Regions from separate parts of the Homo sapiens genome. Here all the other regions are linked to region 1. A link is an interaction called in ENCODE POLR2A ChIA-PET data of the cell type or tissue named here. Cell type or tissue: HepG2. All regions are shown on one strand.

What was found. Peaks named below come from ENCODE experiments on the same cell type or tissue, not always from the same donor. Only the 100,000 strongest peaks of a DNase experiment are listed, where the experiment ranks them.
Region 2: POLR2A ChIA-PET joins it to region 1 with 78 read pairs; 18 of 35 experiments call an interaction of 5 or more read pairs at or near these places.
Region 3: POLR2A ChIA-PET joins it to region 1 with 16 read pairs; 11 of 35 experiments call an interaction of 5 or more read pairs at or near these places.
Region 4: POLR2A ChIA-PET joins it to region 1 with 12 read pairs; 12 of 35 experiments call an interaction of 5 or more read pairs at or near these places.
Region 5: POLR2A ChIA-PET joins it to region 1 with 10 read pairs; 22 of 35 experiments call an interaction of 5 or more read pairs at or near these places.
Region 6: POLR2A ChIA-PET joins it to region 1 with 10 read pairs; 13 of 35 experiments call an interaction of 5 or more read pairs at or near these places.
Region 7: POLR2A ChIA-PET joins it to region 1 with 37 read pairs; 23 of 35 experiments call an interaction of 5 or more read pairs at or near these places.

What each region holds. Positions count from the first base shown.
Region 1 is chr19:13,058,601-13,062,600 of GRCh38, reverse strand. All of the region lies in intron 2 of NFIX (nuclear factor I X), which reads right to left. Among named protein-coding and RNA genes, the nearest start is that of LYL1, 42 kb to the left of the region's middle. RefSeq lists enhancers at 919-1,818, 1,819-2,720. In HepG2, CTCF peaks have their summits at 1,055 and 1,710 (motif pointing left); DNase peaks (open chromatin) are centred at 1,070 and 1,910; H3K4me3 peaks cover 1,152 bases.
Region 2 is chr19:12,984,390-12,988,389 of GRCh38, reverse strand. No RefSeq gene overlaps it. Among named protein-coding and RNA genes, the nearest start is that of NFIX, 9.1 kb to the left of the region's middle. RefSeq lists an enhancer at 3,452-3,977. In HepG2, a CTCF peak has its summit at 2,532; DNase peaks (open chromatin) are centred at 2,419 and 2,969; H3K4me3 peaks cover 2,210 bases.
Region 3 is chr19:13,002,869-13,006,868 of GRCh38, reverse strand. All of the region lies in intron 1 of NFIX (nuclear factor I X), which reads right to left. Among named protein-coding and RNA genes, the nearest start is that of NFIX, 9.4 kb to the right of the region's middle. In HepG2, no CTCF peak of the experiment used is centred here; no DNase peak of the experiment used is centred here.
Region 4 is chr19:13,160,615-13,164,614 of GRCh38, reverse strand. No RefSeq gene overlaps it. Among named protein-coding and RNA genes, the nearest start is that of IER2, 12 kb to the right of the region's middle. RefSeq lists an enhancer at 930-1,019 and a silencer at 1,290-1,689. In HepG2, no CTCF peak of the experiment used is centred here; DNase peaks (open chromatin) are centred at 584 and 1,614; H3K4me3 peaks cover 2,348 bases.
Region 5 is chr19:12,962,967-12,966,966 of GRCh38, reverse strand. No RefSeq gene overlaps it. Among named protein-coding and RNA genes, the nearest start is that of DAND5, 4.6 kb to the left of the region's middle. RefSeq lists a silencer at 1,357-1,536 and enhancers at 1,577-1,796, 1,917-1,966. In HepG2, CTCF peaks have their summits at 1,450 (motif pointing left) and 1,867; DNase peaks (open chromatin) are centred at 1,186, 1,516 and 1,856; H3K4me3 peaks cover 978 bases; H3K27me3 peaks cover 81 bases.
Region 6 is chr19:12,994,388-12,998,387 of GRCh38, reverse strand. It overlaps NFIX (nuclear factor I X), which reads right to left and starts at 2,913. Exons shown (of 11, transcript NM_001365902.3): 1 at 2,524-2,913. The coding sequence starts at 2,550. RefSeq lists an enhancer at 2,044-2,632 and a silencer at 2,807-2,966. In HepG2, a CTCF peak has its summit at 1,611; a DNase peak (open chromatin) is centred at 1,607; H3K4me3 peaks cover 1,600 bases.
Region 7 is chr19:12,975,670-12,979,669 of GRCh38, reverse strand. No RefSeq gene overlaps it. Among named protein-coding and RNA genes, the nearest start is that of DAND5, 8.1 kb to the right of the region's middle. In HepG2, a CTCF peak has its summit at 1,639 (motif pointing left); a DNase peak (open chromatin) is centred at 1,679.

The sequences.
Region 1 (4,000 bases):
TCTGGAAGGCATGAGAGCCCCAGAGACCTGGCCACCAGGCCACTCAGGCCAGGAGGTCCTGACCAGGAACACCCCACTAGACCATCAGCCCCTTGAGGACAAGCCCTCTCTGTTGGTTTTGTTTGCTGCTACATCCCCCACATCTCAAAGCACAGCTGCAGTGGATGATAAGACTCCAAAGAGACCCTTCTAGATCCTTCTTCAAACCATGGCTACACTGACCACCCAGGGAACAGAGGCACCAGCTAGCTGACATCTTCCCCCTCCTGAAGAAAGAATAGCTTTCTTGCAGCCCAACCACCGACACTCATGTCCAGTGAATTAATGTGGAAACCCTGATGCTGCTAATCTTCCTGCAAAGCCGAGCTGGTTCCAGACACAGGACTGAACATACTTGCACCATACTCAAGGGCTGGAATGACCAGAGGAAGGAACTGGAGCCTCACTGAGAACAGCACAGCAGGGGAAGGCAGAGCACTCTCTCGCAGGCCTGCTCTTCTCCTTGCCCTGGAGACCCGAAGGCAGCCACTGTCCAGAGCTGTCCAGAGGAAATACGAGGAATCTGGGCCTTTGACTGCAAATTTCCAGCTTGGAGCCCTAAGAGCCTGGGCAGGGATGGGTTGAATAGGACGGCACCGAGTGCTGCATAGAGCCCTGGGCCTGGAATCAGAAGCCTAGGCTCCAAATCCTAGACTTGCTGCTGTTAGACCTCCAGTGTGTCTCTCCTGCTTCTTGGTGCAACACAACCAAGACCTGCTCAGCAACATGAGATGTGAGTGGGGATTTTTACAGATTTTTTTTTAACATATTTTAACTTTGAGTTTTATATACTATAAAGTACCAAGCTTGCATAAGGACAGCAAAGGCTGCTGAAGGAACAAAGTGACACTGATCCTCCGACTGACAGCTGCCAAATTCCTCATTCATAGCTCCCTGAAGGACCAAAAAGAGGTTTTCCCCAGGCTGCCGAGCAGCACGGCTCAGGGAGCGGCGCGGCTCAGGAAGCGACGCGGTTCAGGGAGCGAAGCGCTGCACTCCTGGACGCCATAGCTAGGTGGCGCAGCGAGTTAACACTAGCTGCCCTCCGAGGGCTGCGGCGGGGCGCGGCCAGCGACCGGCCCAGAGCTCCAGGGGATGTGGTTCCCTCTGCATACCCAGGGGGTCCCAAGAGGAAGGAGAAGAACCCACTCAGGCCCAGGCCACTGGGACCCTGGTTTATGCACCAAGGAAGGAGCTGCCCGTGGCAGCGGCTCCTGTTGCTGTCGCTGCCAAACACATCCCGTGATATGAGGGCCGAGTTTCCCGTTCGCATTGATTAGGAACAGCTTGCGGTGCATGGGCCGGATGGAAAGGGGACTGCGAAATGGGTGGGCGAATAGAAGGCGGGGGACCTGCCAGGTGCATAGCTTGACTGGGGGTTATCCAGTGAGCCCGGTCCCACCCTGTGTGGCTGCCGCTCTGAATCCTGCCTGCTTCTTTCAGAACGGAGCTGCCCTCGATTTGGGGGGGAGGGGGGGGTCTAAGGCCACGTGACTCCCGGAGTATTCCTAACGCACCCAGGATGCCCTCACCTTTTGGCAGTGCAGACTTGTCTCTGCAATTGGTAAACACTTGAAAAGGAAGATCTCTACCCCATCCCCATAAAAAGTGAAAAAATGGAGAATAAAAGTCAGAGATCAGGAACCAGAGACAGAAATGGAGAAAAGTCAGGAAGAAAAAAAAAATCAGCGCCCTCTGCAGTGGCGGCAGCAGCCGGGCGGGCACACCCTCCCGGGCGGGCGTGGAGAAAGGCCCCTTTGTTCCGCTGGGAGGTTAGCCGAGGTGAGGCCGACCCCCCCATCCCCCTGACCCTGGGCAGTGCAGATCGCTTCACAGGGCCCCAGACTGGGCCTGGTTGCTTCCCTGGCCCCGCAATCCTCAGGCCCCAGAGCAAAACAGTCTAGCTGGCTGTGCGAGGGCTGCTCCCTACCCCCCCGCCTTGCCAGGCACCAAGGGTCACACATGTAGGGCTGGACTGGGCTCCTCCAACAGGTCCTTGGACACCCATACTACCAGCCATTAGCAGCTTACCCAGGCTTCTCCTAAGCTATAGGTTTCGGGGTAGATTCTGCACACAGCAGGCGCCCCACAAAGTTGTGGTCAGAGGGTGCAGCACAAGCTGGGAGCTGATGCCCCAGGAGGCAAGGCTGGCTGACCACGCCCCTCCCACCCACAGTGAGGCTCCCGGGCTCTCTCCTTCACCCGTTCCAGATATAGGCCCTTTCCAATGGCCTCAGGCTCTGGGCCAGGAATGGCCCATCCAAGGCTTCCTCAGAGTGGGGGCTGGGCTCTGTACTAGGTCCCTCTGAGAGGTGGGGACTGAGTTCATCCACTCTGTTCTCCAAGGAGCAGCCAGAGTGGAATTACCTGTCCCTAGTAAAGGGGAGCTGAGAACAGGCTTACTCCCACCCCAGAGCCTGCCAAAGCAGAGGCTGAAGTGGAGGGAAGAAATGGAGGCCAAAAGCGTTCCTCTTGGCCGGGTGCGGTGGCTCATGCCTGTAATCTCAGCACTTTGAGAGGCTGAGGCGAGTGGATCGCCTGAGCTCAGGAGTTCGAGACCACCCAGGGCAACAATGGTGAAACCCCGTCTCTACTAAAAATACAAAAAAAATTAACCGGGTGTGGTGGCACATGCCTCTAGTCCCAGCTACTTGGGAGGCTGAGGCAAGAGAATCGCTTGAGCCCCAGAGGCAAAGGCTGCAGTGAGCCGAGATCGCACCACTGCACTCCAGCTTGGGATACAGAGTGAGACTCCGTCTCAAAAAAAAAAAAAAAAAAAAAAAAGAATTCTAATTAAATCAAATTAGAAAAAAAAAAAAAAAGCATCCCTCTTGCCCTGCAGCACACCCCATCTGCTGGCACCACTCCCCCAATCATTATGGCTCCTGGCCACTCCAGTAGGGTTCCCCAAAGTCCTTAGACCAGACTCTCCACCTTTTAAAGCCAGGTGGCTTACACTTGGCCAAGAAGTGTGTCCACTTTCCAACCAGTGGCAAGCAGCCTCCAGCTCCCACTCCAAGAATGGGCAGCAGAAAACCTGGAAGGAGGGATTTGCCTGGACTGTTCTATTCTGACAGTCCCCTGGCCTCACGCTGGGGGTACCTCCTCCTCAGGAGGCCCTAACCTCCCACTAGCTCCCAGAATGCAAGTGGGAGAAGGGAGGAGGAATACACTGGGTGTCCCCAGCCTCCCCAGGCCCTGTGCTGGGGGGCTCTGGCCTAGGAAGTAAAAGGAGAGAGAAGGGGAAGGGGAGAGGCGACAGGCGCAGACCCAGCCACCTGCCCACAGGGAGCAGCAGCGGCTGGAATTACAGGGAGACTGAACCATCAGCCCTTGAAACGGCTGCAAGAGGCTGCAGCTCAGATACACAATGTCCTGCCAAACCCCAGTCCTTTAATTCAATTAAGTATGGGACAGACTTCCCAGATTTGTCTATGTGTGTGAGTGCATGTGAAAATCCCGATGTGCACGAATCCCGGGATCTATGCGCTTGTGTGCACGTGCATGTGGATGTGTGAATCCTAATGGTGGAGGACTAAGATGAGAGGAGGCAAATGAGGATGGGGGATGGGACAAGAGAAAGGTGAGACGGTGGCTCCGGGGAAGAGTGGGGACCTACATCTTCCTGGAGGGACCAACTCCAGACCAGGGTTCTCAACCCCCACACCCTGGGGATTGGGGCTGTTTCATTCACTCAGTCTAGCTCTTTTCTCAGACCTACCCCTCCCCACCTTGCCTGTCTGGCCCCCAGAAGGAGGCTCAGCAATGGTTTCATAAAGCTGGGTACGTTTCATGTGCTCCTGTACTTCTCTCCCTGCAGTATCCGGGCCCTGAGCTTTTTTTCTTTTCTGTTTCTTTTTTGCTTTTTTTGAGACAGGGTCTTGCTCTGTCACCCAGGCTGGAATGCAGTGGTGCCATCATAGCTCACTGCAGCCTCAAACTCCTGGGCTTAAGGACCCTC
Region 2 (4,000 bases), 74 kb after region 1:
CTCTCACACTCACACACACATCCTCATTCAAAGTTCTTTCCCCACATTCAGCACCCCTCCTCTACACTGACAGCACCCTCCTACACACACACACACACACACACACACACACACACACACTCCCTCACTCTGCTCCCCTCCACAACTGCAATGGGAAGAATTTATGGGAAGGCAGAGGGACTGCCAGAGAGGGCAGCGCTGCCCCTCCCTCTCTCCCCCTCCCCGGGGCCCAAGTATTAGGATACACCTGGCCTTCGAGAAATCTCACGGGAGGAGGGTGCCGCCAGGGGGCTGGGCACAGCTGGCATGCCACAGCTGGAATCCCCCACATTCCTCCCTGCCAGGCTGCCCACCTGGCTGTGGCTAGCAGCAGGTGCGTTCCTACCATGCAGGTGTGTTGGGGTAGGACGAGGAGCAGGAAGCGGCAGCCAGGCCCATGGCACTACCTGGCCAGGATGCTGCGGGCAGTGTGGATGTGGGTGAGGGGAGGGCTGAAACATCTGGGCTCTGGCAGCCACATTCTGGGGCACAGAATGTGGGGCCGGGCAACGTGAGGCTCCAGGGCTGCTTGGCAACTGAGCAGGGCTCTTGGGTGAGGTGGGCAAACATCTGGCATGTAGCATAGGCAGGGAGCCAGGCCATGGGTGCTGCCAGGCTGGGAGAAAAGGGTGCTCTAGGCACCCCCAGTAGAACCTGGATATCCCCACTCCCACCAAGAGGGCCTGATGTCCCCGTACTTAGCGTGGTAGGCATGATCTGTGCTCCGGGCCTGGGGTCCTAGCCTTGAAATCACTGTCTGCCTTCCAGGGTGGTCTAGAAGCCCCTATTAGGGACTCAATTTGGGGAGTTACAGGTCGTTGCTTCTGAGGCACACCTCGAGGGACACCCACAACCACACCACACACATGTGAATGCAGACACCAGACTCTCACTATCACACTCACTCAGGGGCACCCAAACATACACAGGCACACTCAGACACACAGAAATACAGACCCTTCTCCTTCCCTCTCCCCTCCCCCCTTTTCCTCTCCTCCTCTGTTCCCACAGATAAAATCCAGAATGACACACAGACACAGGGTCACCCAGATACCATCACACACCCTTCTAGAATATCACACAGACATACAAACACACACAGTCACGCCAAAAATCCCACACAGGCCTTCCCAGAGCCACCCACAGAGTGACAGCCAGGTCATACACACAAAGACCTTCACCATCACATAGATCCCCATAGAGACCCAGACAATACACCGCGTTGCAAAGACACACACAGACGCACAGTCACATGGACTCCCAGAATCTCATGCTGAGTTACACAGGTACACACAGGCCACACTAAGTCACACAGGTTCACAAAAATCTCACACAGGACTGCATGTACCCGATGGGTCACACACGTTGATGTTCTCAAAATCATCCACAGATGTAGCACACAAAAAGTCACCAAAGGCCAGGCGCCGTGGCTCACGCCTATAATCCCAGCACCTTGGGAGGCCGAGGCGGGTGGATCGGTTGAGCCCAGGGGTTCAAGACCAGCCTGGGCAACATAGCGAGACCGTGTCTCTACAAAAAATTTATAAATTCTCCAGGCATAGAGTGTGCATCTGTGGTCCCAGCTAATCTGGTGGGAGGGTCACTTGAGTCCGGGAGGTTGAGGCTGCAGTGAGCATTCCAGCCTGGGCAACAGAGTGAGATCCTATCTCAAAAAAAGAAACAGGCCGGGCGCAGTGGCTCACACCTGTAATCCCAGCACTTTGGGAGGCTGAGATGGGTGGATCACCTGAGGTCAGGAGTTTGAGACCAGCTTAGCCAACATGGCAAAACCCCATCTCTACTAAAAATACAAAAATTAGCAGGGCATGGTGGCGCACACCTGCAATCCCAGCTATTTGGGAGGCTGAGGCAGGAGAATCACTTGAACCTGGGAGGCGGAGATTGCAGTGAGCTGAGATCGTGCCACTGCACTCCAGCCTGGGTGACAGAGTGAGACTCTGTCTTGAAAAAAAATAAAAAAGAAACAAAAAGTCACACAAAGATATCTAGATCGTGCACACACACAGGGAAACACAGACACACACTCACACTTGCCTAGGCAGCACAGCCTGGCCAGGGCCTCCTGTGGCCGTCGCTCATCTGGAGACGAAAGGGAAGGAGCTGGGGAAACGTTTCATTTGCAGCGGGCCAGCCGGAGACCCACCCGCCCTGGAAACCTGGCCCTGGCTCGTGAAAGGAGCCTCTGTGCGCTGCCGCTGGGGCCGCCAGCAATGCTCAGCCGTCCCAGGGTGTGGGTATCAGAGGGGCTGAGTCGGCCACACTGAGTTCCTGGCCAAGCCACGTATGCTGGGAACCTGGGGCCTCCAGGGCCACCCAGCCAGAGGCCAGAGTCCCCTAGACCAGAGAAGCACATCCCGCCCCACCCCCTGCTGGTCCCAGCTGCATCTAGAGGCCACTCCTCCAAACCCAGCCTATGGAGGGGAAGATGGAGGGAGGAGGTTCTGTGCCCCAGCTGGCATCAGATCTCCAGGTGTCCCAGTCTCAGGCTGACGTGCGGCCCCTGGCGAGGCAGCTGCCAATCCCATGCCAGGAGCCCCCTCACTCCAGCACCCAGCTCTCCCTGTGCAGCCTGGAAGTGAGGGTAGGACAGTCATAGCCCTTTGGTTCAGATCATCAAACACAATCACTGTCACACCTTCAACCACACAAAGATCCACGCATTCACTGCCACAGTGTCACCTGCACAGCAACACCATCACACCCTCAGCCACGCTGTCACATGAAGAACTACGGTCACACCCTTGACAATTCTGGTGACACACACCTCAGCTGCACGGTCTCACACATCCTCCCAGGAACCCCGACACTCTGACCCTCACACCACATCAACGTCACACTGGCCAGCAGAGGCACACTGATATACTCAGTCCGCATGTCCCTGCAGCTGTGCTAGCCACGTGGCCACACGGAGTCACCGCCCCACCCAGTCACAAGGAGGAAAAGCAGCTCTGACCACTGCCTCCCCAGGGTGCAGACCGCAGCTGTCCCTTGATCAAGGTTTGAACCAACCCAGTTATTCCAATAGCACAATAACACACCCTTGTTGTCACTGTGTCACAGAGCAGGCAGCCAGTAGGTACAGACCACTGGTCACAGTCACTCGAATAGCACACACTCACAGTCTCCCTGTTGCAGGTGACAGGTACACAGCTCACTCACGCTGCCACACAACGCCCACAGTCCCCAGACCAAGGAGCTACAATGCAACCGTGGGTGACAGCCTCACCACGATTACAAGGACAACCTGTCACACAACAGTCACTCTCCCAGTGCCTGTCACAACATTGAGACAGCCCCTTAGCCGTCCACACAAGCAGCCAGGCATGCTGACTGGGCCCCCACGATTGTCCCTAGGACACCCCCGCCCCCGAGTCTTGGAAACAGGGACAGACACACGCCGACACCCCCCCTCCCCTTTGCAGTCAGTACAGGAAGAGCAGGGAGGGGGACTAATGGACACGCAGCTGTTGGCAGTGGGTGCCAGCCCCCCCACCTCATGAATATTCATCAGCTGGGGCTCTCCTGAACCTGTGGGGAGTCGGAGGTCCCAGGCAGCTGGTCACCCCCTTCCGTGCCAGGAGGCCCCCAGGTGGGGGAGGGAGACTTGGCCAGGTCCCCGAAGTCCTCAGAACCCACACCCAGTTCCACACAGAAGCACACGTGAGTTTGTGAACACAGGCCCCGTGACACGCAAACAACATTCACACAAACTCACAATCACACCCAACAACACAGCCATCCACCATCACAGACACACATACACCCATACACACACTCACCAGGCATGCAAACACAGCCACACACACCACATCCAAACCATAGACACCCACCACACACACACACACACACACCAGACATGCAAACATGGTGCACAGTCACATGAACTCACAACCATACGACCACACCCAAACCACAGACACCCATCATACACATACACACA
Region 3 (4,000 bases), 56 kb after region 1:
AGGCAGGGCGCCAAACCAAATGCCACCAGGCTGGGCACGGTGGTTGCCAGCCTGCAGTGCCGACCCCGCCGGGCCCCAGCCCAGAGCTCTCAAGCCTGGAGCTTTGGGGGTGGAGAGAATCTGGGGCCCTGGTGGGAGTTGGGGAACCCAACAGACAAAGCCTGATACCCCCAAGCTGTGGGCAGATCCCCAAGACCCTGCAAAGATGGCGCAGCCTGGTACTGCCAGGGTGACAGGCTGGGGTAAAAATAAACCCAGCCCGCCCCGGGGGAGCTAAATTGAGGGGCCCAGGTGGAAGTGCCACTCTGGGCCACCAGCTGCCCCTGCCCCATCCCCCAGCTCAGAGCAGCAGGGTTGCGAATACCCAGTGCCCATCAAGCCCCAGTTTCTGTAAAGGAAAGGCCTCGGCCATCTTGTCCCCAGATTTTGGGCGGGCACCGTATGGCATATCCACAAATATGGATAATAGATGAGCTCAGATTGAAGAAATGACAGGCAACATGGTCTGGGCAAATGATGGGCATGCCATGCTGAGCCACACACCCTTGACCTCCAGTCTGCCCCCTGGAGAGAGAAAGGGGCCTGGTGGGCTGCACTTGAGCTATAGCAAGGCAGCGTTCAAAATCATCATCTCACCATGAGGTCTCCGTGCCCACCTCTGCTAAAACCACAGCTGCCCAGCACTCCCGAGGGCCCGGCCAGCTCTGTTCTTCCCACAGCACCTAGCGCCATCTCAAGGACTGGACACTCCCTTGTTTATCAGATTCACAGTCTGCCCTCCCACCGGGGCTGGCATCTTTGCAGATTTTGCTCCCTGCCGAGCCCCCGGGGCCTAAAACAGAGCCTGGCACCCAGGAGGTGCTTGGTAAATATTTGTCGAAGGAATGCACAGGCTCCCGGCTGCACCCCCAGCATTTGAGCTCCGGCTGGGTGCCCAGCAAGGTGTGGGAGAGGATGTTTGGACCTGCGGGGGTGAGGGCAAGCCTGGCCAGCAGGGGTGCAGAGGGGGTGAGACCACCATCCACCTTTATTCTGAGCCTTGGATGGAAGAAGATCCAAAGGTCAGAGTGGTAAGAAAGGTTCAAGGGCCAACCACTAGGGCACGTTTCAAATGGGGGCGTGGGGGTGTGCAGACCCATTTTGAAATTTGGGAAAGGCCAGAGAACAAGCTGCAATTTTGTCCCATCGGCAGGATTTAGGGTGGTGACGATCTTGAAGAAAGAGCTCCCCGCCCTTGACCCTAGCACTGGATACCTCTACTGAGTCTTGGTTTTTCATCCATAAAATCAAAGCAGGTTTTCACATCAAGCACAGTTTTAAAGCGTGTGCTGTGAACCAACTCCTCAGATCCTTACCACAGCCCTGCTTCCTAGATACAGAAATTGAGACCCAGAGAGGTTAAGCAACTTGCCTGAAGTTACACAGCTAGTGAGTGGCAGAGCCAGGAGTCAAACCCAGGAAGCTGGCTCTGCAGGCCCCACTCTCCTAATAACAGTACCTGCTGAACACAGGATTCAAGAAGACAAGCTGGGAAGGCACTTAGCAAGGGTGCAACGCAGCAAGCACACAGTTCACATTAGCTGTTGCTACGATTTTTAGGACAAACATTTATTTTGCTATTATCCTATCTTCTTCTACCATTCTGCTGACCGCTGTCTCTTCTTTCTCTGGGGTCAGAACTGGGGAGTCAAAGGCCAAAGGATTAGTGAGACAGCCCCACGGAGGACAGGAGTCTCAGAACTTAGCTTTGTTGGCCAGGCACAGTGGCTCACGCCTGTAATCCCAGCACTTTGGGAGGCCGAGGCGGGCGGATCACTTGAGGCCAGGAGTTTGAGACCAGTCTGGCCAACATGGAGAAACCCTGTCTCTACTAAAAATACAAAAATTAGCCAGGTGTGATAGTGCACATCTGTAATCCCAGCTACTCGGGAGGCTGAGGCATGAGAATTGCTTGAGCCTGGGAGGCCAAGGTTGCAGTGAGCTGAGATTGCACCACTACACTCTAGCCTGGGCAACAGAGTGAGACTGTTTAAAAAAAAAAAAAAAAAGAACCTAGCTTTGTCCCCATCCCTTCTCTCGGTGGCTGCCAGGAGCAAGGAGGTGAGGGTGGAGCCCTCGACCACGGAGTCTAGAAGACTGCGAGTGTCCTGGGCAGGGATGGGCATGTGGTTTTTCCAGGCTTTGTCTCACCCCAGGCTTCTACAAACCAGGGCAGGGATTTGGGGCTCCCAATTCTATCCTGAGAAGCTGGGGTGGCTGTAGCTGCTGCGCAAAGACAGCTGGTTGTGGCTGACAAGCAGAGGGGAGGTGCCACCAGGGCAGGTCTCAGCTCTCAGGCACCATTTCCAACCACTGCCAGGTGTGGCCCAGGTGCGAATATGTGTGGGGGTGTGGCTCTCGTCCCTGTGTGCTGGGGTAACACTGGACTGTGTACATGGCACGCCGACTGTGCCTGGGTTTGGCAGGGGAAATGGGGTATATATGCGACAATGCCTGGGTCCTAGTGAGGGAGAGTGTGTGTGTGTGACACTGTCAGCTGGCGTCTTGTTTGGGTGTGACTGTGTATGTGGGTGCATGTGTAATGAGTGTCAAGGGTTAGCTGTGCCTGTGTGTGTTACTGTGTATCTGGGGATGCATGGCAGGGTTTCCAACCTTGGCACTACTGACATTTGGGGCTGGATCATTCTTTGTGGTCGGCGAGGGTTGAGGGGTTCCATTGTAGGGGACTGAGCAGCATCCTGGGTCTCCACTCACTAAATAGCACCCCCTCCACAAGTGTGACAACCAAAAATGATTCCAGGTTGGGCATGGTGGCTCATGGCTCCCAGCACCTTGGGAGGCCGAGGCGGGAGGATCACCTGAGCCCAGGAATTCAAAACCAGCCTGGGCAACAAAGCCAGACTTCATCTTTACTAAAAATTTAAAAATTAGCTGGGTATGGTGGTGCTCGGCTGTAGTCCCAGCTACTTGGGAGGGTGAAGCGGGAGAACTGCTTGAGCCCAGGAATTCAAGACCAGCCTGGGCAACATAACCAGACTCTGTCTCTACAAAAAAATTTAAAAATTAGCCAGGTGTGGTGGCATGCACCTGTATTCCCTGCTACTCAGGAGGCTGAGATGGGTAGATCGTTTGAGCTTGGGAGGTCAGGGCTGCAGTGAGCCGAGATCGCACCACTGTGCTCCAGCCTGGGCTACAGATGACAGTCTGTCTCTAAAAAAAAAAAATGTTTCCAGACATTTCCCAATGGGTGAAATCACTCCTGGTGGGTGACACTGGGTTAGGGAGTGTGTGGGGTGTTTTGTGTGTCTGAGAGCGTGTTATTGCATGCATGTGCATGTACCTGTGTGCTTGGTGGCATGTGCGGGTGTATCGGTGCTCATGTGTGTGTTTTGGGCACTGACATTATGACTGAGTGTGTGTGCTGTGTGTTTCTAGCTGTGCCTGTGGGGCTGCATTTGACGGTGGCAGAGCCTGTGTCTGTGCTGTGTGCTTCATGGCATGTGATCGTGTGACTGCGCGTGTCCCGTGTGTCTGCACCCACATGCACGTCCCTGAGTGTGTAATGCCGCATCGATGTGTTCGGGTGTGGCCGGGTGCCTCAAGGTGTCTGTGAGTGAGGGCAAGATTCTTTGTATGGGGACGCCTGTGTCTGTTTGATTGAGGGAGGTGCAGCATGCCAGTGTGTGTCAGCGTGATTCTTTGTGCCCGCATGTGCCAGTGAGAGTGTGTGACTTTGTGTGAGATGGACCCGGAATAAACCCCCCCCCAACTCCCCAAGATGATTCGACCGAAGCCGATATTTGGACGGAACCACCTGGATAATTTGGAACCCATCCCTAGCTCCTGCCTGCCTTGGACTAAAAGGCCCAGGGGGGTCGGGTGCACCTCCATGCTGTCCTTTCCTCCAGCTTGGCTCACACAGATTCAGGTGGGGACAGACAGATCCCCGCTCTTGCCCGATCTGTGCCAGGAAGGCTGGCACTGAGCTTCAGCTGAGGGG
Region 4 (4,000 bases), 100 kb before region 1:
GACCCTCTGGGGAGCCCCTTCCAAGGGGCCGTGGAGTCTCTCCAGGCTGAAGGCCAGCCCATCGGGAGAGTGTGCACAGGAAAAGGAAACCGGCTGGGTGCGGGCTGAGGAGGCACAGCTGTCACTGACGCATCTTGGGCGGGGGGCAATTTCCGAGGAGGGGCGCTCCACCTTGCCCGCCTGGTGTATGCGGGAGGGGGTCAGCCCTCCCTGCAGTCCCCATCTGGAAGCTACAAGCCTTTGATTTGGGGTTCTTAAGTAAAACTGGATCCTCTGCCTCCCTCCAGCCATGCCCCCGCTCCACCCCAAGCATCCCTGGGTCCGAAAGTTTAACATCCCACCCCTCCTCCATCTGATTTCAGATCACTCCTCCAGGTCCTAACTGTCAGCTTTTTCTGATTAACTGTGCTGGGTGGGGTGGCCTGGATTGGGGGTGGGGGGGTTGCAGGAAGGAGGAGAACTGTTGGCAATTCCCTGGGAGCCCGAGGGGGCGGGCTGGCTGAGGGTGAGCAGCTGGCAACCAGACAGGCCGAGGCCCTGGGTGGACAGGCCGAGGAGGAAATTAATTGGTGCCAGTCGGGTGGCCAGCCGGCTGGGATGACGGCACTCCCGGGGGCCCGGCCAGCCGCCGAGGTGCGGGAGAGCTGGGGGATGGGGGACAGTGAATGCTGGGATTATGTCTTAACTAAGACTCAACAGTGTACTGGGGGAGGGGCCAATTGGGCCAGGAGGCTCGAAGACAGTGCAGGGAAGGGCAGCAGGGCTAGGGCCCCTGAGGGTTTCTTCTGAGAAAGGGATTCACCAAAGGGCCAGGCGGGGAGCACGATATGGGGAGGCCTCAGCTCCTGAGCTCAGCTCACTTGGACATGTTTGGGGAGACACAAGCTCCCCTTAACACAGACCTGGGTGGGATGACCCCCTAGGCTGAGCCTCAGGAAACAGGAAAGGTCCTGGTCAGAGCGCTTCTGGACAGAGGTGGGCTTTCCTGGACAAACGTCGGGGCTCTGAACTCATCTGGACACAGGTAGAGAAGATCTGGGCTCCCCCAAACACAGGTGTGTGGATCTGAGCGCTACTAGACACGGCTGTGAGGGTTGTGGGCTCCCCTAGACACTAAAAAACCGGGGAAGGTGTAGGCTTTCCAGAACACGGCGGGTTCTGAGCTCCCCTGGACAGAGGTGTGAGGTTCGGGGCTCCCTGAATACACGTGGAGGCTTCAGCAACCCCCAACCCAAAGAGAGTAGTGTGAGCCTCAAACTCGCAAGTCTCATTACTCTTTCATTCTCTCGGCCCTTTTTCCCTGATTGGGAGCCGAACCCCCAAGGGCGGTGCAGAAGCCACGACTTCCCATTGCCTCTGACGCCCCCGGGACCTGGGCGCGACCCCCGCCTCCGCCTTCCCGCTGGGCCGCAAGCTCCGCCCCCGCCTCCCTGGGGCGGGCAGGGCGGGTCCGGAAAGGGGGCGTGGCCCGGGCAGCTGACTACGCGGGGAGTTCTTGGAAGTCGCGGGTTGCAGCGCGCGGAGACGGAGCCCGGGGAAAAGCCAAATGCGGGAGTCAATTTGCATGCACCGCCCTTGGGCGTGATAGACACAGGATGGCTCCGCCCTGCATAGTGACGACTTACCCACCTCCAACGCTCGGCCTCCCGCTCACATTTCCTTGGCAAGATCAAATCCCCACCCTGCCTGGCTAGCAACTGGGCCGCGGCGTGGCCTGCGTCGTCCCTGCCCTCGGGCGGGTGGACTTCGCCCAAGGTCCTGGAACCGGGTAAACCGGTCTGGGTGCTGCTTCTGGATTGGTCCCGACCTGTGGCCCGGCCCTTTCCCAGATCTACAGAGGCTGAACTGGGGCGCCCTTCCTTTGGGTCCTGCACGGCAGGGCAGGGCAGAGTGGGGAGGAGGCTTCGGGATAGAGGACCCGACTAGAGCTGTCCTTTACTTGCTGTCTTGCAGAGCGAAACTCTGTGGGCCTGTTTCCTCATATATACACAGTGGACGTTAAGAGGACAGATCTCAAACGAAGGTTGCAAAGGCATCATTCATTCACAAAAACCGCTTAACCATCTGCTAGACTTGGAGGCAGTAGGCTACAAGAGGAAACTAACTCAGAAACAACGGTTTAATTCTACAAAGGTAAAATTGCACTTGTGATAAGTATTAACAAAAAAAAATTTTTTTTTTTTTGAGACTGAGTCTCACTGTCACCCAGGCTGGAGTGCATTGGCGCTATCTCAGCTCACTGCAACCTCAGCCCCCCGGCCCCGGGTTCAAACGATTCTCCCATCTCACCCTTCCGAGCAGCTGGAACTACAGGTGCGCGCCACCACGCCTGGCTAATTTTTGTATTTTTAGTAGAGATGGGGTTTCACTATGTTGGCCAGGCTGGTCTCAAACTCCTGACCTCAAGTGATCCGCCCACCTCAGCCTCCAAAAATGCTGGGATTACAGGCATGAACCACCACTCCCAGCCCCGCAAAAATTTATTTTATTATTATTTTTTGAGATGAAGTCTTGCTCTGTCGCCCAGGCTAAAGTGAAGTGGCTTGACCTTGGCTCACTGCAACCTCCGCCTCCCGGGTTCAAGCGATTCTCCTGCCTCAGCCTCCCAAGAGGTGGGATACAGGCTCCTGCCACCACGCCCGGCTAATTTTTGTATTTTTAGTAGAGATGAGGTTTCACCATATTGGCCAGGCTGGTCTCGAGCTCCTGAACTTGTGATCCGCCCACCTTGGCTTCCCAAAGTGCTGGGATTACAGGTGTGAGCCACTGCGCCTGGTCTCTTTATTTTTCTTGAGACAGAGTCTTACTCTGTCGCCCAGCTGGAGTGCAGTGGTGCCATCTCGGCTCACTGAAACCTTCTCCTCCAAGGTTCCAGCGATTCTCCTGCCTCAGCCTCTGGAGTAGCTGGGACTACAGGCGCGTGTTACCATGCCTGGCTAATTTTTGTATTTTTAGTAGAGATGGGGTTTCACCTTATTGGCCAAGTTGGTCTTGAACTCCTGACCTCGTGATCCTCCTGCCTCGGTCTCCCAAAGTGTTGGCATTACAGGCGTGAGCCACCATGCCTGGCCAAATGTTTTAAATAAAGTAGCTCTTGATCCGAGTGTCAAATATAGGGGTCTTGCCTCCCATCAGAGACTGGTTAAATAAATAAATAAAAAACACCAGCCTGGGCAACATGGAAATTCCATCTCTACAAAAAAAATAAAAAATTAGCCAGGCATCGTGGTGTGTGCCTGGGGTCTCAGCTATGCTGGAAGCTGAGATGGGAGGATCCCTTAAGCACTAGACTTTGAGGCTGCAGTGAGCCTTGGATCATGCCACTACACTCCAGTCTGGGCGACAAAGCAAGACCCTGTCTCAAAAATAGATTAATTAATTAAAATAAAATAAAATAGGCCAGGTACGGTGGCTCATGCTTGTAATCTCAGCACTTTGGGAGGCTGAGGCGGGCGGATCAGGAGATCGAGACCATCCTGGACAACATGGTGAAACCCCATTTCTACTAAAAATACAAAAATTAGCTAGGTGTGATGGTGGGAGCTTGTAATCCCAGCTACTCGGGAGGCTGAGGCAGGAGAATCACTTGAACCCGGGAGGTGGAGGTTGCAGTGAGCTGAGATCGCACCACTGCACTCCAGCCTGGGTGACAGAGAGAGACTCCATCTCAAAAAATAAAAATAAAAAATAAAATAAAGCAGTCCTTAGGCCAAAAGAGGGTTAGACAGGGAACACTTCCCTGAGGATTTGCCCCTTGAGCTGAGCTGGCTTCACTAGGTGAGCAAGGAAGCTGAAAGATCTTCAGGAGGTCACGGCATATCCAAAGGCCATGTGGCTGAGAAGGCTGTGGAAGTATGAGGAACAAAAAGCAGGTCCATGTGGCCAGAGGGTGATGCATGATTCATCCAGAGATGGGATGGCCCCAGATCAAGCAGGGCCTTGCAGATCATCATAGGAGTTTGTCCCTCTTCCAGAAGCAGAATTTTCCATATTCTGGGAC
Region 5 (4,000 bases), 96 kb after region 1:
CAGCCTCCCGAGTAGCTGGGACTACAGGCGCCCACCACCACACCCGGCTAATTTTTTGTATTTTTAGTAGAGATGGGGTTTCACCGTGTTAGCCAGGATGGTCTTGATCTCCTGACCTCATGATCTGCCCGCCTCAGCCTCCCAAAGTGCTGGGATTACAGGCGTGAGCCACCGCACCCGGCCTGGCTGATTTTTAAATTTTCACAGAGACGGGATCTTACTATGTTACCAGGTTTGTCTCAAACTGCTGGCTTCAAGTGATCCTCCTGCCTCAGCCTCCCAAAGTGCTGGGATTAAAGGCACATGCCACCTTGCCCAGCTGTTTTTTTTTTTTTTTTCCTTTAACACTCAGTATAGGCCAGACTTAATCCTGAGCCCTGGTGATACAGGAGGACAAGACAGAAAATGCCATGGATTTTACACGGTGCAGAAAACAGACAATAAAAGATAATTAAGGGGCCGCACGCAGTGGCTCATGCCTGTAATCCGAGCACTTTGGGAGGCCGAGGAGGGCAGATAACTTGAGGCCTGGACAATATAGCGAAACCCCATCTCTACTAAAAAATACAAAAATTAGCCGGGCAAGGCTGGGCGTGGTGGCTCACACCTGTAATCCCAGCACTTTGGGAGGCTGAGGCGGGTGGATCAACTGAGGTCAGGAGTTCGAGACCAGTCTGACCAACATGGAGAAACCCCGTCCGTACTAAAAATACAAAATTAGCCAGGCATGGTGGCACATGCCTATAATCCCAGCTACTCGGGAGGCTGAGGCAGGAGAATCGCTTGAACCCGGGAGGCGGAGGTTGCGATGAGCCGAGATCACACCATTGAACTCCAGCCTGGACAAGAGTAAAACTGCGTCTCAAAAAAAAAAATTAGCCGGGCGTGGTGGCATGAGCCTGTAACCCCAGCTACCTCTGGAGGCTGAGGCAGAAGAATTGCTTGAACTCGGGAGGCGAAGGTTGCAGTGAGCCAGATCACACCACTGCACTCCAGCCTGAGTGACAGAGTGAGACCTTCTCAAAAATATTAATAATAATAATAATAAAGATCATTTCACAGTCTTGATTAAGAAGCTGCTAAAATGGGATGTTCCTTAGAGGCGTCAGGGCGGGGGCTTCTGTCTCCAGGGTGGTCAGGGAAGGCCTCCCCGAGTAGGTGGCATTTTTACAGACACCTGAGATGGCGCTGGAGGCGGTGGGAACAGCTTGGTGTGGGGGTGGAGGTTGGGAGTGTTAGAAGCAGATAAAGAGGGTGAGAGTCGTATCCCAGGCTTTGGGGCCCCGGAGGTGTCTGGGGGGTCCTGGCTGGATCCTGGCACCTCTATCTCGCACCCAGGTGAGGAGCTTGGAGGCCGGGGGGCCGTGGGAAGAGACCAGGCCAGCCTTTCCCGCGCCCTCCCCTCCACGGAGCTGCGAGTGCGATGCGGCGTGCTCGCCCTCTGGCGGCGGCTCCCGGGACTGTGCGGCGGCCGCGCCCAGGACACCCGCCTCCCAGAGGCCAAGCCTGGAGGGGCGGGCGTGCTTCCCACCCAGCTCTGCTACATCCCAGCTCCTGACTGTCCCCCAACCTGCCCTTCTGCTGTCCTCTAGACACAGTTAAAGGCAGCTCTGTCCTGCCAGGTGCTAAGGCTCCAAACTTTGGAGAGCACCTTTGACCTATCTCTTTCTCTAACACCCATCCCCGCCCCCAATCTTATATGACAGTAACTCCGGTCAGCTCCAGAATCTACCCAGAATCCGCCCGCTTCTCACCCACTCCTTGTCCCCCTACCTGGATCAGTGCAGTCGCTTCCTTCCAGGTCTCCCAGTTCCCGCCCTGGCCACCGGCCCCCCACAGTTTATTCCCCCCACAGCGGCCAGAGGGCGCCTGTGAGCACCTGAGTCAAGACTGGTCCCTGTGATGAGAACCTTCCATGGCTCTCATCTCCCTCAGAAAAAAGCCTCAGGAGGAGGCCCACAGTGTGACAGTAATTACTAGAAACAATCTGGTAATTTGATTCTATGCTACTTTATTTCACTAAGAATAAACACCTGAGGATGGGCACAGTGGCTCACGCCTGTAATCCCAGCACTTTGGGAGGCCAAGGTGGGTGGATCACGAAGTCAGGAGAACGAGACCATCCTGGCTAACACGGTGAAACCCCGTCTCTACTAAAAAAAAAAAAAAAAATTAGCCAGGTGTGGTGGTGGGCACCTGTAGTCCCAGCTACTTGGGAGGCTGAGGCAGAAGAATGGCGTGAACCAGGGAGGCAGAGCTTGCAGTGAGCTGAGATTGCACCACTGCACTCCAGTCTGGGTGACAGAGCGAGACTCCATCTCAAAAAACAAACAAACAAAAAAAAAGGAATAAAAACCAGGCTGGTCACAGTGGCTCACGCCTGTAATCCTAGCACTCTAGGAGGCCAATGCAGGTGGATCACCAGGTCAAGAGTTCAAGACCAGCCTGGCCAACATGGTGAAACCCTGTCTCTACTAACAATACAAAAATTATCTGGGCGTGGTGGCGTGTGCCTGTAATCCCAGTTACTCCGGAGGCTGAGGCAGGAGAATTGCTTCAACCTGGGAGGCAGAGGTTGCAGTGACTTGAGATTGCACCACTACACTCCAGCCTGGATGACAGAGCAAGACTCTGTCTCAGCGGGGAAAAAAAGAATAAAAGCCTCAGCACTTCGGGAGGTGGAGGTGGGCAGATCACTTGAGGCCAGGAGTTTGAGACCAGCCTGGCCAACATGGCGAAATCTCATCTCTACTAAAAATACAAAAAAAAATTAGCTCGGCGTGGTGGTGCACACTCCTGATCTCAGGTGATCCACCCACCTTGGCCTCCCAAAGTGCTGGGGTTACAGGCGTGAGCCACTGTGCCCGGTCGTACTCCCAGTTACTTGGGAAGCTGAGGCAAGAGAATCGCTTGAACCTAGCAGAGGTTGCTGTGAGCCAAGATCGTGCCACTGCACTCCAGCCTGGATGACACAGTAAGATTCTGTCTCATAAAAAGAAGAAGAAAGAAGAAAGAAGAAGAAGGAGAAGAACAAGAAGGAGAAGGAGAAAGAGAAGAAGAAGGAGAAGGAGAAGAAGGAGAAGAAGAAGAAGAAATGCTGTACACCCATGTTCATAAGATCATTATTCACAATAGGCAAAAATTGGAGACAGCTCAAATGTCCACGTACAGATAAATGGATAAACAAAATGTAGACCATTCTTTTTTTTTTTTCTTTTGGAGACGGAGTCTCGCTCAGTTGCCCAGGCTGGAGTGCAGTGGTGCAATCTCGGCTCACTGCAAGCTCCGCCTCCCAGGTTCACGCCATTCTCCTGTCTCAGCCTCCCGAGTAGCTGGGACTACAGGTGCCTGCCACCACGCCCGGCTAATTTTTTGTATTTTTAGTGGAGACGGGGTTTCGCCATGTTAGCCAGGATGATCTCGATCTCCTGACCTCATGATCTGCCTGTCTCGGCCTCCCAAAGTGCTGGGATTACAGGCGTGAGCCACCGTGCCTGGCCGCTTTTTTTTTCTTTTTTTTCGAGACGAAGTCTCACTCTGTCACACAGGCTAGAGTGCAGTGGCGCTATCTTGGCTCACTGCAACCTCCACCTCCTGGGTTCAGGCGATTCTCCTGCCTCAGCCTCCTGAGTAGCTGGGATTACAGGCACGCACCACCACGCTCGGCTAATTTTTGTCTTTTTAGTAGAGACAGCGTTTCACCACAGGCTGTTCTCGAACTCCTGACCTTGTAATCCGCCTGCCTCGGCCTCCCAAAGTGCTGGGATTACAGGCATGAGCCATCGTGCCCAGCCTAAAATGTGGTCCATTCTTTCAGCCTGACATCTGCAATTGGGAAAAAAAAAATGTGGTCCATTCATACAATGGAATAGCATTCAGCCTTAAAAAGGAAAAAAAAAATTTTTTTTGAGACAGTCTCGCTCTGTCACCCAGTCTGGAGTGCACTGACATACTCACAGCTCACTGCAGACTTCACCGCCCAGGCTCAATTGACCTCCCA
Region 6 (4,000 bases), 64 kb after region 1:
TTATTGACTTTAAAATCGAAGCCAATTCTGGTTTGAAAAAAAGAAAAGGGAGAGAGAGAGAGGGAAAGAGAGAGAGGCAGGCCAGAGAGACAGAGAGAGAGAGAGTCCGAGACGCCAGTGGAGGGGGGAGCAGAGATGGGGCCAAAACTGGAATCAGAGACAGAGACAGTCAGAGACATACAAAAGGACAGAGATGGAGAAAGAGAGATGGAAAAGGGCAGAATACACCAGAGACCGATAAAAACAGACCGAGAAAAAGACAGCAAAGGAAAGAGGTTGTCATAAAAACAGAGACCAGCGGGGCAAACCATGGAAGCAGAAAGATTTGTAAAAACAGAGATGTGATTGTTAGGGAGGGGCAGGCCAGACCCCACTGACCAGCCGACAGCAGCCACCTGCCCAGAGCTGAAGGGTTTCCCTGCCCACCATGAAGGGCTGGCAGCCTGGAGACACCATGCCCACTCCCCTCTCCAGCCATCCTGGCACACTGGAACTGTCGTAACCTGGGCCTACAATCACACAGAGCCAAGCACCGGCCATCGCCCTGGGTCTCGCAGCCGCCCCAGCCCCTTCCTAGCCATGTCACCGGCGTATCCACAGGCATTTTCTCTCCCAGGGTGCTGTGAAATCTGAGGGGCTGGTGTCTCACCCAAGCCATGGGGGAGCAGGCTCAGATGTCTGGCGTGCTTGGCATGGGAGGCCGGGCTGGCAGCCTGGTGGGCAAGGGGCTGCTTGAGCGTGGGGTCTTGGTTCCACTAGGCCCCAAACATCGGCCACACAGCCCAGCCAAGTGTAGCACCAAAGAGGCCCAGCTCAGACACCGCTGGGTAGGCAGTTGTTGTGAGGGGCGCCCAACATGGAGTGGCCGTGGAACTGGAGGTGCAGATGTGGGGGTTCCCCACACTGCCATGGTGCTCAGGGTGCCTGCTCACACCTGCATGCACACTGCAACATGTATGCATGCCGGTGCGCCCTCGCCAACACGTACTTGGGCCTGCTTTCTACAGGAAAACCCGCTCCCTGGGCCACACACACGGCCATGCCACGCAGGCCTGCCCATGGCCGGCCCACAGGGGCTACACACAGACTCTAGATTGATTCACACTTGCATACACTCTCACCTGTGCATACAGGAGTGTGGTGTAGCCACAGCTGACACACACCCCGACAAACCCCTCGCCCCTTGACACCACTGCACACTCCCGGTAGGACCCAGACAAAGTAGGAGCCATACCCATGTGGACTGCCACTGTAAGCTGTGGACACACTTGGCACATGGCTGACAAGGATCAGGCTGGGCAGAGGGGACAATTAGGGCCTGGCCTAGAGAACCCCCACATGCAGGCCTGGCTGGCAGCAGGGCTAAGCAGCCCCTAGATGTCCCCTCTTCGGAGACTGTTACCAGCTGTGGCTTGGCCCTGCAGGCAACGCTGTCAGGGCCACTGTGGGACTCTGGGCAGCTTCTGTGCCCTCTTAGAGCCTCAGGCCACAGCCCAGGGAGAGTTGGGTGGCCCGACAGGCATCCTCGAAGCTTTTGCCGCAGCCGTGCGCCGCGCAGGGAACTTCGCTGCAGGCGGGACGCGCTCTAGCAACGCGCCAAGGTCGGCGCTGTTGTGCCCGAGGCTGACCCGACGGTGTGGCCGCAGCACTGTCGGCTGTGTCCACGGCTGCCTCCCGCCCCTCCCGCCTCCAGGCGACGGGACGGGATTCCCCAGGCCTGCCGGGTCCACTCCGCAGCAGCCCGGGTCGCTGGGGCCAGAAAGTTTGCGCCGAGGAAAGTTTGGGGGTGGGGGGGCAGAGGCTGCGACGTCCGGGGTCGGAGAGGCGCGGCCACCGCTGGCAGCGCGCCCGCCCCCCTCTCCCCTCCCCTGCCCCTCCGAAATTTGGGAGCCCCGCCATTTTCTTAGCCCCGCTCCCATGTGAGGCCTAAACAAAGACTTTGGGGAGACGCCCGGGCCGCTCGGCCCACCCCAGGCACCCCGGCCGCACGCAAGGGCCGCCGCCACGCACGCCGGCCACTGCCACCCTCGGGAACCGCTGCGCCCTCCCCAGGAAGCGTCGCGGGACCCAGTGTCCCCTCTGCGCCCTCGGGACCACCCTCTTGCCACTCTGTCAACCCCGCAAACACTGCCAGCGACCACGCTGCCCGGGTGCGCGCTACAGTAGCCCACAGGTCAGCCGGAGTCCCGCTGCCCATCGCACCCCAGTCGAGCGCGCACACACACACACACACACACACACACACGTACACGCACTCCCGCCTGCGCTCCACGGGCAGCGCCACGACGCAGCTGGCCACCCCCGGAACCCCCAAAAGGAGTCCGCCCGGTGGCCAGGGTCGCACGCGCACGGTGACGCCCGCACGCGTGCCTGGGCTCCCCGCGGCACAGCCTGCACCCCTCGGCGGCCCGCGGGCTCTCGGCCCCCCCTTCCCGGCCGCCGCGCGTCCCCTCCGCCCGCGCCGCCGGCCGGCCTCCCGCGCCCGCTCCCCTCCCCCGGTCGCGCGGGGGCGGCGGCCGGTACCTGGGTGAGGCAGTACGGGGAGTACATAGCTGGGCGCCCGGGCGGGAGCGCGGCGGCCGGCCGCGGCGAGGGGAGGCCCGGCAGGCGGCGGCCGCGCTCGGGCTCGGGCTCCGGCTCGGCTCCTCCGGCCTCCGCCGCGCTGCGCCCGCCCGGCCCGCGGCCCCGCGCTCGGCCCGGCGCCGCTCCGCGCTCGCCGCTCGCAAGCTCGGCCCCGCCGGCTCCGGGGCCGCCGCTGCCGCCGCCGCCGCCGCGCTCGCCGCTGCCTCTCGCGTCCGCCGCCGCCGCCGCTGCCGCCGCGCGTCTACTCCATGCCGCCGCCGCTCGGCCGGTCACCCTCGCCCGCCGCCGCCGCCGCCGCAGCCGCCGCGCTGTGAAAGTGAAAGTTTAGACAAAGTTTGGAAGCGGCGCACTCCGGGGAGAGGGAGCGGGCGGGCGGCGCGGGCGGGAGGAGGGGCGCGGGGAGGGGCGGGCAGGGCGGGGGAGCGGCGGCCGGCGCACACACACAAGCACACACATGCACACACACACACGAACACACGCACACGCGCGCGCGGGGGCGCACACCGACGCGGCCGCCCTGACACGTGCTGGCCCGCGTTCCAGCGCAGACACACGCTGACACGCAGCGGGACTCGGACCCCGCCACACATGTCACGTCCAGAACGCCTGGCCACACGTTCCGCCTTCGAACACAAAGCACACTCGGACACCAGTGCACACAAGGCACAGACACACAACCCCTACACACGGGCACACACACACAGCAGTCTGGGAAAACACCCACGACCCACGCTCTGACATGCACCGTCCCACCATGGTATCCAGGCACACAACAAGGAACCGCGTATAGACATACACCAAAGCAGGCGTCACGTAGACACACACTGATATACACGAAGACACACCAGTGCATGACACATAGAGATGCACACTGATGCACACACACTGACGCATGTTCCTGCAGAACACAGACACATGCAAGATCACACAGCCACACGCTGACACCTTCCAGACACACAATTCCTACACGCAGACACATACACAACACACACACATCGCAGTGCCAGAACACACTGGCAGTTGTGGCAGTACACCCCGATGTACAGAATGACACTGATGATTGAGAGGCCGAGGCCAGTGGATTGCTTGAGCTCAGGAGTTCAAGACCAGCCTGGACAACATGGCAAAACCCCTCTCTACCAAAAATACAAAAATTAGCTGGGTGTGGTGGTGGATGCCTGTGGTCCCAGCTACTTAGGAGGCTGAAGTGGGGGGATCCCTTGAGCCCGGGGAGGTCAAGGGTGCAGTGAGCCATGATAGTGCCATTGCACTCCAACCTGGGTGACAGAGCAAGACCCTGTCTGAAAAAAAATAACTAAATAAATAAGATGACACTAATGAAGGGAAGATACACAATGTCACATAAACACACACCAAACACCTGGAAGTGAATGCAAAGGACCCCAATACAAAGAGA
Region 7 (4,000 bases), 83 kb after region 1:
GAATTACAGGCATGAGCCACTATGTCCAGCCATATTTATTTATTTTTGAAACAAAGTCTTGCTCTGGTACCCAGCCTGGAGTGCAGTGGCACAATCATAGCTCACTGCAGCCTTGAACTCCTGGGCTCAAGTGATCCTCCCACCTCAGCCTCCTGAGTAGCTGAGACTACAGGTGCATGCCACCATGTTCCGCTAATTTTTTAAATTTTTTGTAGAGACAGGGTCTTGCTATGTTGCCCAGGCTGGTCTTGAACTCCTAGGCTCAAATGATCCTCCCACCTTGGCCTCCCAAAGTGCTGGGACACTGCTTCTTTTTTTTTTTTTTTTTGAGACAGAGTCTCGCTCTGTCACCCAGGCTGGAGTGCAATGGCGCATGATCTCAGCTCACTACAACCTCTGCCTCCCAGGTTCAAGCGATTCTCCCACCTCAGCCTCCCTAGTAGCTGGGATTATAGGCACACACCACCATGCCTGGCTAATTTTTGTATTTTTAGTAGAGACACTGTTACACCATGTTGGCCAGGCTGGTCTTGAACTCCTGACCTAGGTGATCTGCCCGCCTCAGCCTCCCAAAGTGCTGGGATTACAGGTCCTGCACCCAGCCAGGACACTGTTTCTGACACTCCAGGACACCGTCACCCAGTGACACTTCCCCTAGATGGTCCCAGTCATACCTATGGATACCTATAGATTCCTAGTGACACAATCATAGACGCAGACACATGAATATGACATGGACACGGACTCATACAAGGGCTCCTGGTGACATCTCCCAGTTATAGACACAACCGTGTAGGTGCACTGTCTCATGAGGACCTTATCAGACATGTGAATACAGTGAGTGGTGGCCACACACCATCCAACACACAGGTTCACATTTTTGTTGTCGTTGTTGTTGTTTTGTTACATAGATGAGGGCTTGAACGCCTGGCCTCACTTTTTTTTTTTTTTTTTTTTTTTTGAGACGGAGTCTTGCTCTTGTTGCCCAGGCTGGAGTGCAGTGGCACTATCTCAGCTCACTGCAACCTTCGCCTTCTGGGTTCAAGCAATTCTCATACCTCAGCCTCCCAAGTAGCTGGGATTACAGGCACGCGCCACCACGACAGGCTAATTTTTGTATTTTTAGTAGAGACGGGGTTTCACTATGTTGGTCAGGCTGGTCTCGAACTCCTGACTTCGTGATCCGCCCGCCCGGCCTTGGGCCTCACTTTCTTATGCGCCAGGACAACAGGCCTGAGCCACCGCGCCTCCCAGGCTCACACTTCTTAGCAATGCTGTCATATGTGGCCACTCCTGATGAATGGTGCACCCTCGCCTTCACACCTGGACACGTTTTCAGACACTCATTGTCACCCTCATGGACACACATGGCTTCAACCCTGGGTCTGACCTACTCACTGGGCAGGCACCTTGTCCCACGGTACTGTTCAGAACACTGTGGGGGTGCTCAGTCCAGTTCTCCACGTTTGAGTCAGTGGGGGCTGACAGATTTCAGGTCCCAGCAGAGACTGGGATGGAAGTGGGGGAAAGTGATGTCCAGCCCCTGGTCCTCCTGAAAGGGCTGAGTCCAACTGGGCCACAGTGGTCCCAGACTCCTCCTCCAGTCGGGCAGCTTGGACCAAATGTAGACCAAGGGTGTCCCCTGGTGGCCATAGGTGGTCTCTGCACCCATCCATGGAGGGACGACAGGCAGCCGCCCAGTTGCTGAACTTGGAGCTGTGGACAGAGAGGACACAGAGCACACAGGCCCAGAGACTGAAGTCCAGAAGCAGGAACGCAGATACAGAACTAAGAGCCGGTAATCCAGATCCCAGGACCCAGGATCAGCATCTAGAGTCCAATCATACCGGGCTGGGCACGGTGGCTCATGCCTGTAATCCCAGCACTTTGGGAGGCCAAGGCAGGCAGATCACTTGAGGTCAGGGGTTCGAGACCAGCCTGACCAACATGGCGAAACCCCGTCTCTACTAAAAATATAAAAATTAGCTGGGTGTGGTAGTGGGCACCTGTAATCCCAGCTACTCAGGAGGCTGAGGCAGGAGAATCGCTTGAACCTGGGAGGCGGAGCTTGCAGTGAGCTGAGATTGCGCCACTGCCCTCCAGCCTGGGCAACAGAGTGAGACTCCATCTCAAAAAAAAAAAAAAAAGATTCCAATCATACCAAGATCTATACTCCAGATCCACGAACTCAGCCAGGCGTGGTGGCTCACAGCTATAATCTCAGCATTTTGGGAGGCCAAGGCGTGAGGATCACTTGATGCCAGGAGTTTGGGACACGATAGGCAACATAGCAAGACTTTATCTCTACAAAAAACTTAAAAATTAGCTGGGTGTAGTGGCACATGTCTGAGGTTGCAGTGAACTATGATGGTGCCACTGAAACCATACTCCGGGATTCAGATTCCAAAAATCTAGATCCTATTGCTCAAAACTAGAATCCACCAGACCCAGAATCTAGCTCCAAGAATTTAGAATCCAAAGGCTACCTTACAAAATTGAGAGCTTTCTTTCTTTTTTTTTTTTTTTTTTGAGACAAGGTCTGGCTCTATCACCCAGGCTGGAAAGCAGTGGCACAACCTTGGCTCACTGCAACCTCTGCCTCCCAGGCTCAAGCCATTCTCCCACCTCAGCCTCCTGAGTAGCTGGGGTTCCAGGTACACACCACCATGCCCAGCTAATTTTTTTTTTTTTTTTTTTTGAGATGGAGTCTTGCTTTGTCGCCCAGCCTGGAGTGCAGTGTCGCCATCTTGGCTCACTGCAACCTCCGCCTCCTGGGTTCAAGCGATTCTCCTGTCTCAGCCTCCCAAGTAGCTGGGATTACAGGCACGCGCCACCACGCCTGGCTAATTTTTATATTTTTAGTAGAGACGGGGTTTCGCCATGTTGGCCAGGCTGGTCTTGAACACCTGATCTCAGGTCATCCACCCGCCTCAGCCTCCCAAAGTACTGAGATTACAGGCATGAGTCACCACGCCCGGCGCCCAGCTAATTTTTAATATATTTTTGTGGAGACATAGTTCTGCCATTTTGGCCAGGCTGGTTGCGAACTTGTGAGCTCAATGAATCCACCTGCCTTGGCCTCCCAAAGTGCTGGGATTACAGGCGTGAGACTCCTCACCCAGCCAAAATCCAGATTCTTAAGCCGTCCTCAGAGCCCTCCAGATCACAGCCACGTAGCAGGAGTTGGCGAAGATAGAAACAAAGGGATAGCTGAGGAGCTCAGCAGTACTGCACATGGCCTCTCCCAAAGCTGATACCCCTCCCAACCTACCCCTGTGCATTTACACACACACACACACACACACACACACCCCATCAGGTTGGGTGTGGTGGCTCACGCCTATAATCCCAGCACTTTGGAAGGCCAAACCAGAAGGATGGCTTGAGCCCAGGAGTTCGAGACCAGCCTGGGCAACACAGTGAGACCCTGTCTCTACAAAAAAATAAACAAAATTAGCTGGGCGTGGTGTCATGAGCCTGTAGCCCCAGCTACTCGGGAGGCTGAGGAGGGAGGATCACTTGAGCCCAGGAGTTTGAGGCTGCAGGGATCGGGCCATGATCACTCCAGCCTGGGTGACAGGGCGAGACCCTGACTCAAATAAGAATAATAATTAATACTACTAATAAAAGAAAAAGACACACCATCATCCAAAGAGACACCCTCCTCCATACGTTCTTGTCCCAGCATGCAGATGCACGAACATCTGTGCACCCACAAAATCTCAGAGCTCCGCCCCCAGCCAGCCCACCAAACTCCTAGACACACAGCCACCATGGAGACACACACAAACCTATGATTTCCAGCCCTGCACCCGGACACACTTTAAGAATTGTGGAGACTGGGATGGGTGTGCACACACACACACATACACACACAGACATAGTCCCCTAAGAAGCTCCACGCCTGGCAGCCACGCAGCCCCTGGGAAGGGTACCCCAGGGATGGGGTTCACCGTGCAACCCCGTGCCCACCCCAGCCGTCCCCCGCCTGGCCGGCTGG